3 separate regions of the Homo sapiens genome follow, and all the other regions are linked to region 1. Evidence: chromatin contacts called from ENCODE Hi-C or POLR2A ChIA-PET data. All regions are on one chromosome and are shown on one strand. The core of a region is the stretch at or near the end of the contact, and the rest is flanking DNA. Distances in the headings are between cores, read along the strand shown. Region 1 holds the start of NRN1 (neuritin 1). Region 2 holds the start of SSR1 (signal sequence receptor subunit 1). Region 3 holds the start of DSP-AS1 (DSP antisense RNA 1).

Region 1 (2,700 bases), core at 46-2,545:
AACCAGAGCTTAAAGGCGTTTAGAAAGGAAATAGCCCTGTTAGTTTTTCGGTTTTGACTCAAGCTGTCGTCGATAGCAGCTTGCACCTAGCACAAAGCCAGCTGCAGAAGTATTTTGTTGCAGGGTAGGCTACACCTACACAGGGTCTGTGCCTGAGCATCAAAAGACAGTGCAGGTGTGTGTGGGTCCGGGTGTGCGTGTGCGTACGTGATGTACGTGTGTGCGTGTGGGTACGTGTGTGTGTAGCCCAACAAATAAGCCCAAGAGGCGCATCAAGATTAGAAAGAAGTCCGCACACCAGCGCTTGCCTTGGAAATTTCCTAAAGCGCTGAGAGTTGGTTGGTAAATCACTAGTATCCGAAAACTGTCTTATCAGAGGCTCCTTCCCCGGTGCCCTACTCGCCCCCTAAAACAGGTGTCGCTGTGTCCCTTGAAGCGGCCTTTGGCCCGCTGGGGCATCGCAGGTGGGTAAAATTCAGAGGACATTCGGTGTTTATTTCTGGGGCCCCACGTGTGCAAACCAAACCCCCGGGGCCTGGGCGTGTGCGCGCGCTCGCGTGCCTTGTGTGCGGGCGGGCATGGGGGCGCTCGGCGCGGCTGGCGGGCGTGCGCGCGCGCGTTTGTGTGTGTGTGTGTGTGTGTGTGTGTGTGTGCTCGTGCGGGGGGCCGGGCTGCGTGCTCACGCGCTCCAGGCTGCGCCCAGAGCTCAGCTGCTGGGTTGGAGAAAAAGAGGGTAGGCAAGCGCAGGGGGCGGGCGGCCGAGGAGCGCTTTCGAATTAATCGAGCTAGCTTAGCTGTTTTTCCCTCTCCCGCTCCTTTAAACCCCCCTGCATCGTAGAGAGCGGGCTGGATTCTCTGTGGTGCTGATGGAGGAGGGGGAGCAGGTTGAAACAATCGAGTGGGCGCGCCAGGACTCCCCAGCTCCTGGCGGGGAAGGGAGGGGGAGCCCCTGTTCTGCGCAGGGAGGCGGCGGGGCTGGGGGGCCCCCGGAACGAGGAAGAGGCAGGGGTGACCGCTAGAATAGGAAAGTGCTCACCCCCGGGAGGCAAAATTTCGTTCAGATCGCACATTAATTGGAGATATCTGATTAATTCCAGCTTCTGATGACTATAAATGGCGATTCTCTACCAAGGTGTCTATATTAAAAAAAAAATCATTCCGTGTCATCCCCCACGTCAGGCCTGCTCGTGGGCGTGAGGCTGTACTTCCTCCGCCCCCTTCTAATGGAGTGAACCATTCCCAGCTCTCCCCCCCCCCTCAGCCTCTCTCTCTCTCTCTCTTTCTCTCTCTCTCTCTCTTTCTGTCTCTTCCTCGCTCCCTCTCTTTCTCTCCTCCCTCTGCCTTCCCAGTGCATAAAGTCTCTGTCGCTCCCGGAACTTGTTGGCAATGCCTATTTTTTGGCTTTCCCCCGCGTTCTCTAAACTAACTATTTAAAGGTCTGCGGTCGCAAATGGTTTGACTAAACGTAGGATGGGACTTAAGTTGAACGGCAGATATATTTCACTGATCCTCGCGGTGCAAATAGGTAAGTGGCCGCTCAGCCCGGCTGGAGGCTGGAGGCGGGAGGCAGCCTGCCCCGGCCCGAGGCGCGGAGGGGGACTAGCGGGTCCGCGGCCGCCCCAGGGTGCGGAGAAGCCGGCAATCCCCCGAGGGTGGGGGCATCAGTTCCTGGGGACTAGCGCGTCCCAGATCGGTTTTTCCTAAAGCTATAGATTCCAAATGTTCGCCAGGAAATGTGTGCGGCCGGACATTTTCTGGACACGGTTTTTTTCCCCCTTTTTCCTGAGCACACATCCATTTTTGTTTCCCTTTCTGGGTTTATACCAGGTTTGGTGCGCTCTGGGGCAATGTACTGGCCCCTGCGATACTGCAAGATATGATTTTGAAGAGTCGAAATGTGAATGCAGGAATAAAATGGCTAGGCAGCCAGGACTGGAAAGTTTATGTGCTGAAAGCAAAGATATTCCAGGGCTCAGACTGCTGCATTTAGAACTTTGTCATTCTCCCGCCCCTCCTCCCCCCTATATCCTAGCTGCAGCGTTTGCACGGGCACCGCAGACCCGGCTGGTGGGCAAATCGAGAGTGATAGGGAACTTCAGACCACATATTTTAACATGCTTACCATTGAAGAGGATGAATTCAGCCAAATTTACGTAGATATACTTTTCTAGATGCATTTGCCTGCTACTTTACACATTGGTGTCTGCATTTTATATATAGGAAAGGGTTAAGAAGTGTTTGGAATATGTCATGTCGGGTGTTTGTTATTTTTGTTTGTTTGGGATTGGTTATGGAAGGAATTATTTAGTCCCCATTTTATGTTAAGGAATGTTGAGTTGTAGTTACGCTGTCAGGGGTCTTTTTAAAGTTCACATTTTTACCATCCAGAATGAAGAAAAGATATAGAAGAGGGCACTAGAAAACCCCCTTCTCCGACACTGGGTCAGAACATTAATTAACGTGGCCTAAAAGTGAAAGTGAAGCAGGTTATTAATAGAATGGACAACACGGGGGAAAAAAGAAACTCCTGAAACGGAATTGTTACCTCCTATCAGTTCAGGCTGTGGCATTCTTTGCAGACAAATCCTTGCAGTATTGGGGGAGGGGGTGCTTTAGGTAATTGGTTTGGGGCAAGAAAGGAGAATGCATAATATGTTTTTTCCATAAGAAATGTGAAGGAAACAAGGTTTGGAGTTCTCT
Region 2 (2,700 bases), core at 124-2,623, 1.3 Mb before region 1:
CCTGGCAGAGTGGAATTTGGTTGATTCAGCCCAGCACCATCAGGCTGTGACTTTAGCAGACTGTAGGTAGTGGTGGCAGTGGGTCCAAGCTGCATTTACAGCCCCCAGGACAAGGAGACCTGAAGCGGAAACAATGCAGGAGTAGAACAGCAAATGTCCTAGGTCAGTAGTGTATGGAATCTGGAACCAGATAGCCTTGTTCAAATCTTGCATCTGCCGTTTGCTAGCGTTTTGAAGCTTTGAGTAAATTACTAACCTCTCTGGGTCTGTTTTCTCCTCAGTAAATAATATCCAGCTCATAGAGAGGTTTAGAAAATTAAATGAAAAAGCACAGCTCTAAGGAGGTGATTGACAATAGTAAGCATATGATTTATTTCCTCATCTTTATGACATCTCACTCTGGTCCAGACCAAGATTACTTAATATTCAGATTAATTTCATGAACTGCTATATTACTCCAGCAACTCAAATCCAAAATAGATGAAAAGGAAACTAAAGAAAACTGGACAGCCATTGCTGCACCTATTGTATAGTTACAAATGCTGACTACATACCAAAACACTGTTTAGGTGACTTATAATTCTGGAATGTCACATACGAATTTAAGAATTGCTGGCCAGGCGCAGTGGCTCACACCTGTAATCCCAGCACTTTGAGAGACCCAGGCGGGTGGATCACCTGAGGTCAGGAGTTTGAGATTAGTCTGGCCAACATGGTGAAACCCCCGTCTCCAGTAAAAATACAAAAATTAGCCGGGCGTAGTGGTGCGCGCCTGTAGTCCCAGCTGCTTAGGAGGCTGAGGCGGGAGAATCGCTTGAACCCGGGAGGCGGAGGTTGCGGTGAACAGAGATGGTGCCACTGAACTCTGGCCTGGGCGACAGAGCAAGACTTCGTCTCAAAAATAATAATTTAAGAATTGTCATTACTTAACCATGGGAGAGGGTGTGGGCAGACAGGGGACAAAGATTTTCCACTGTGTATTTTCATGGTTTTTCCTTTGAACAATGTCCTCTCTTCCAACAAAATTTTTTGCTTTTAAGTGCCACATAAAGGCAGCTCATGTTCCTTACATCGCCGTTATCAAGAGGATCGTCATTCAAATAAAGTAACCACTGACAATGCTAATTAATTGGAAGTAAAGAACTGGGCGGAAAGAACGGCTAACCGCAAGCTGCCGGGTCGCAACTGCGGCGGAAGGCGGACTCTCGCGGGAGCCACAAAGAGGCAGCAGCCGGCCACGTGACTTCCCGGTGGCCTGCTCTCCCCACCTCTCCGCGCTGAGCAGCCACGTCGGCGGCGGTCCCTGGTCCAGGGAGGGGCGTGGCAAAGGCCCGTGCGCGGTACGTGTCCCGCCCCTCGCTGCCCGGAGCCCGGATGAAGAGTAACGCCATTACCGCCGGAGCCGCCGAGAGCCTTAGCCGACGGAAACTGGACACTGGACCGGCAGCGCCATGAGACTCCTCCCCCGCTTGCTGCTGCTTCTCTTACTCGTGTTCCCTGCCACTGTCTTGTTCCGAGGCGGCCCCAGAGGTGAGGCTGGGGGAGTGTGCGGAGGGGATGGCCAGGAAGGAGATGCCAGTGATGGCAAGTTTGAAGTTGGAGGCGGTGGCCGCTCCGGGTCCTGGGGTCCGCGTCCACCCCGCTGGCCTCTCTCCGCCCTCTCCCCAAGCCTAGGCTCGTAGCAGCAGGGGTCCCCGCGGGCGCTGGAGACCCCGCTGCGGCCTGCCCCTTGCACGCGGAGCGCGGGGCCGTGCCCGGGCGACCTTGCTTCGTGGCCGGCCGAGGGCTGGGCTTGCTCCTCTTGCCCTGGACCCTCGCCTGCAGGAGCGGCCAGAACTGGAGGGTCCTCGGCTGCAGGAGGAGGCGCTGGACACGGCTGCGCTCCGAGCGCGCCGCAGCCGGGCTGTTTCTTTTGGCCACCTCCGGCTCCGCTCCACCCCCAGCCCCTCGCGCTCAGGGCTGACGTGTCTTTAGCTTCCACGCCGGGAGTCCGTCTTCATTCATTTGCCAAAACCCTTGTTTTCTACACATCTAAGCCATCAGAGTGTCTTGTTCAATGGTCATCTGCCTTGTTCACGCCCTGCTTGACCCGTATGTGTTACTAGGAGGCTTGATTTCAGAAAAACTACCCCATCGTCACCCCCGTTATCCGCCCCTGCTGCCAAGCAGACTGAAGAATCCCTGTGGGATGTCTCCCTTCTGCCTTCTTCCTCTTCTTGTCTTTCCATGGAACAATTTTTTGTTTGTGGAAACATCGTATTGTGCTGAAAAAATGTGGCCTACTTCGAGTGTTTTTAATACATAGATTTATTCTTTCAACAATTAACCCAGCAATTAAGTGTGAAAATAACTTAGCAGAATATAAAAATATGGCAACTTGACTTCCTGCACAGGTTTTGTCGTGAACTTCGACTTTCTAATTTGTAAAGTGAAATAATTAGTCTGACTAAGCATCCCTTTCATTCTGTAAGTTTAAGCAAGCTGTGTGTCTTAACGGTAGTGACAGGTATTCACGAGTTGTTTTGCGATGAAAAGTGAAGTGACTGGCTTCTGTTTAATGGCTAGAAAACCAAGTGGGAGAATTAAACAACTGTTAATGAGTTAATCTGCAGGTTTAACAAGATTTTTTACTTTAGGAGTCGTTTGCTGGTACTCTTTAAGCTTTTTAAAAGAAAACTTGACAAATGTAGTTTTAGTTTT
Region 3 (2,783 bases), core at 11-2,510, 1.5 Mb before region 1:
CACAGCCAAACATATCCCTCCACACAAAACCAGAATGCCACCAGAAAAACTGCGACATGCCCTGCCTTCAGGCGGTCGCTATTATTTGAAAACGCAGAAGTCAGCATTTGTGGGCTATTTTGTAGTCAGTAGCACCACTGCAGGCTGGGTCAGGCTCGAGAGGAACCTCCATTGCCAGGATCCCCGGAAAGAATGACCGCCTCCCGACTCAAGCCCTGAGCTTGACGCCCTGCTGCCGGGCAGAGCAACATTAATGAGAAGAAAAAACATCCTTCCTCAAAGTCAGGTAATTTTTCACTTGGGTCTCTTTCCCCTTCCCAGAGAGATGTGAGACTTGACAAGTTTGTAAGTAGGCTTTAAGTTGGAAAAACAGAGCACGGGATGATACTACACAAGGAAAAAACATGGAGCCTGCCCAAAATTAAATGTTTCAATGGGGAATCCTAATAAAACATGTACCTTGATGCAGTTCATTAACCACTTAATTTATTAAAGTTTTACTCCCCTACAAAAGGTATAAGAAGCCAAGGGAGTGAAATATTCGATTAATAGTACTGATTATTGTCTATTTAAAAGATAAGAAATCCAAGCTAGCAAAAGCATAGTTATAAATAATAATCAAAATAAATACTTGGTTCATGAAAACGCCAAAAAGAGCTACTAAAGAGTCCTTCGCATTCTATTCTGACTTGGATTTAAACTGTGTGTAACCCACACATTTAAAGGATGTGCATCTCAAATCCTGGAGGACTGCGGGAGAAAATTTAAATTTCAGATTTAAATGGCTGGCAAAATTTTAAAACAAATGTAATGAAAACCCAAGTTTTCATTCCTTCTATTGCTTGGCACATTTTCCCTGGAAATCCCCAGACACATTTTGTTCAGGAAACAAAGAACTCCAAGATTGAGACAATTCTTTGCTAACTCAAAAAAAAAAAAAAAAAAAAAAGCGAAAATAGATTTTCAGGATGCCCCATAAATAAATAAATGAATCTAAGCAGAAAACAGGTTGCAACTCGAGTAGTCCCTGCCTTCAAAACTGCTTGCAAAACAAAACTCCCTGGAGCGCATTCAGGTTGCTCCTCCCAGGCCTAGGGCCACAACGCCTGGTAAATAACGTCCCGGCGCTCAGGGCCTCTTTCCCAAAAGCCCGACGTGGGAACAACTAGCAGGGGGCGGGGAGGTGGGGCGGGCTGCAAAACGCGCACGGCTCACGTGGGCATCTAGAGTCCAGCTCCCGAGACCCGGTCAAAGCAGGGACAGGATCTCTTCCCCACCCACCCAAATGACGCCCTCGGTCTGTTTCCGCTGGGATCCGGAGAAGCTGACCCTCTCACCGGGGGGTCTTCCCGGGGCGCCTAGGCCAGGGCGGGCCCCCAGCGTCGTCCTCTCCCACCCCCCCACTCCCCTGCCCACACATTCTGGATCAAAGCAGACATGCGGCCGGCGCTCTGCGATCCAAGGCACACTGGGGTCTTTCATCCGGTGTTTTTAAAAAGGAGGAAACAAAAGGCTCAGAGGCAGGGCCCCAGGTGCGCTCGCCCGCGGGGGCTGCGGCGCGGACGACCGAAGGTAACAGGCACGTCCCGGCCGAACTTCGAGACCCGGGCCCGGCAGCCGCCCCGGCGGGGAAGTTTCGTTTCCCGGACAGGGGAAGCCGAAGCGCCTCCTCGGGACAGGACCCCGCGCCGCCGGGACGCGCAGCCTTGATACAAACGTCCTTGGGTGGCCGAGGAGTCCAGGAGTCGTTGCAGTCGTGGTCTCGGGGTTACTGGGGATTGGGGGTGAGCCGGTAGAGACTGCGGAGCCCCGAGCACCACTCGGCCACCAGACAGGACCGGGGCCCCGCTCCTTTCCTCTTTTACTTTGATTACGGTTGGAGAGGTTGGGTTTTGTGGTCGCAGCCCCACCTCGCCTGACCTCCCATTCGCGGGCTGGGACAAAGGCGGCTGCAGCCGTGTCCAGCAGGCAGGGGACAGCCCCGCGCGGGCCCGACGCCCCCTCTGACCACCCGCCCGGGCTCGCGGGAGGGGAGAAAGGTACGACCGAGTCCCTGTTCGCAGGACAGGGGCCAACCTGTCCCCGCACGCGTCAGGACACCCGGTCCTGCTCCCAGCGCGGCCGGGAAGTTCTTTCGGGACCTGGGGCAAAAAAACCTTTCCACCTTCGGGACCCGAGTCTCCCAGTCGTCCAGAGGAGGACGGTCCCTCCCTGTCCCGCGAGCCCCGCAGCCCGCGCTCTCCGGGCAGGTACCCACCAGTAGCCGTCCGAGTTCTGGTCGGTGATCACGCCGCGCCGAGAATAGTACATCCTGCTGGTGCCCCCGCCGCCGCTGGTCACCTCGTAGCGCAGGTCCGGGCCAGACTCGGCGCGGATCATGCGGCCCAGAGTGTTGATCCGCGGGTGGGAGCCTCCGTTGCAGCTCATGTCGGCGGGCAATCGGGAGAGCGGCTCAGCGCCGAGGCATAAGCGAGGCGGGCCGGCGCGGAGAAAGCGGAGGGGGCCAAGGATAGGCGGACGGCCGGGGAACCGGGCGGGAGTGCGGAAGGCTCGCGAGGTCGCTGCTCGCTACCTGGGCCCTCCCGAGGCCGCTGCGAGCGCGGAGACGGCGACGGGCCGGGGGCAGGAGCGGGAGGAAAGCTGTGGCTCGGAGGGCGGCAAGGGCGCAGAGGAGCTGCGTCGGAGCTGGGTGTTGGTGTTGGTCGGCGGCGGAGCGAGTCTCCTCCCCGCTGGCACTGGGCGCCTAGGCCACACCTGGCCGGTTTCTTCCCAGGGTGGGGTGC

The links. Hi-C counts contacts between places; a loop is a spot of excess contacts on that map. ChIA-PET counts read pairs that join two places held with the same protein, here RNA polymerase II (POLR2A). Pooled maps may share reads with other maps.
Region 2: a loop to region 1 is called in a map of endothelial cell of umbilical vein, with 8 times the contacts of the local background. The contact joins the promoter of SSR1 here to the promoter of NRN1 in region 1. A Hi-C loop is called at or near these places in 1 of 168 maps with a recorded cell type or tissue (endothelial cell of umbilical vein) and 7 of 50 pooled maps. POLR2A ChIA-PET finds 5 or more read pairs at or near these places in 1 of 52 experiments (K562).
Region 3: a map of naive thymus-derived CD4-positive, alpha-beta T cell shows a loop between it and region 1 (6-fold over the local background). The contact joins the promoter of DSP-AS1 here to the promoter of NRN1 in region 1. A Hi-C loop is called at or near these places in 1 of 168 maps with a recorded cell type or tissue (naive thymus-derived CD4-positive, alpha-beta T cell), 3 of 37 single-sample maps with no recorded cell type and 6 of 50 pooled maps. POLR2A ChIA-PET finds 5 or more read pairs at or near these places in 1 of 52 experiments (activated naive CD4-positive, alpha-beta T cell).

Annotation. Positions count from the first base shown.
Region 1 is chr6:6,005,520-6,008,219 of GRCh38, reverse strand. It overlaps NRN1 (neuritin 1), which reads left to right and starts at 1,295. Exons shown (of 3, transcript NM_016588.3): 1 at 1,295-1,525. The coding sequence starts at 1,471.
Region 2 is chr6:7,311,872-7,314,571 of GRCh38, reverse strand. It overlaps SSR1 (signal sequence receptor subunit 1), which reads left to right and starts at 1,373. Exons shown (of 8, transcript NM_003144.5): 1 at 1,373-1,530. The coding sequence starts at 1,452. RefSeq lists enhancers at 998-1,057, 1,068-1,137, 474-1,340, 1,341-2,209 and silencers at 1,628-1,737, 1,868-1,917.
Region 3 is chr6:7,541,560-7,544,342 of GRCh38, reverse strand. It overlaps DSP-AS1 (DSP antisense RNA 1), which reads left to right and starts at 1,260. Exons shown (of 2, transcript NR_183331.1): 1 at 1,260-1,297. It overlaps DSP (desmoplakin), which reads right to left and starts at 2,672. Exons shown (of 24, transcript NM_004415.4): 1 at 2,258-2,672. The coding sequence starts at 2,427.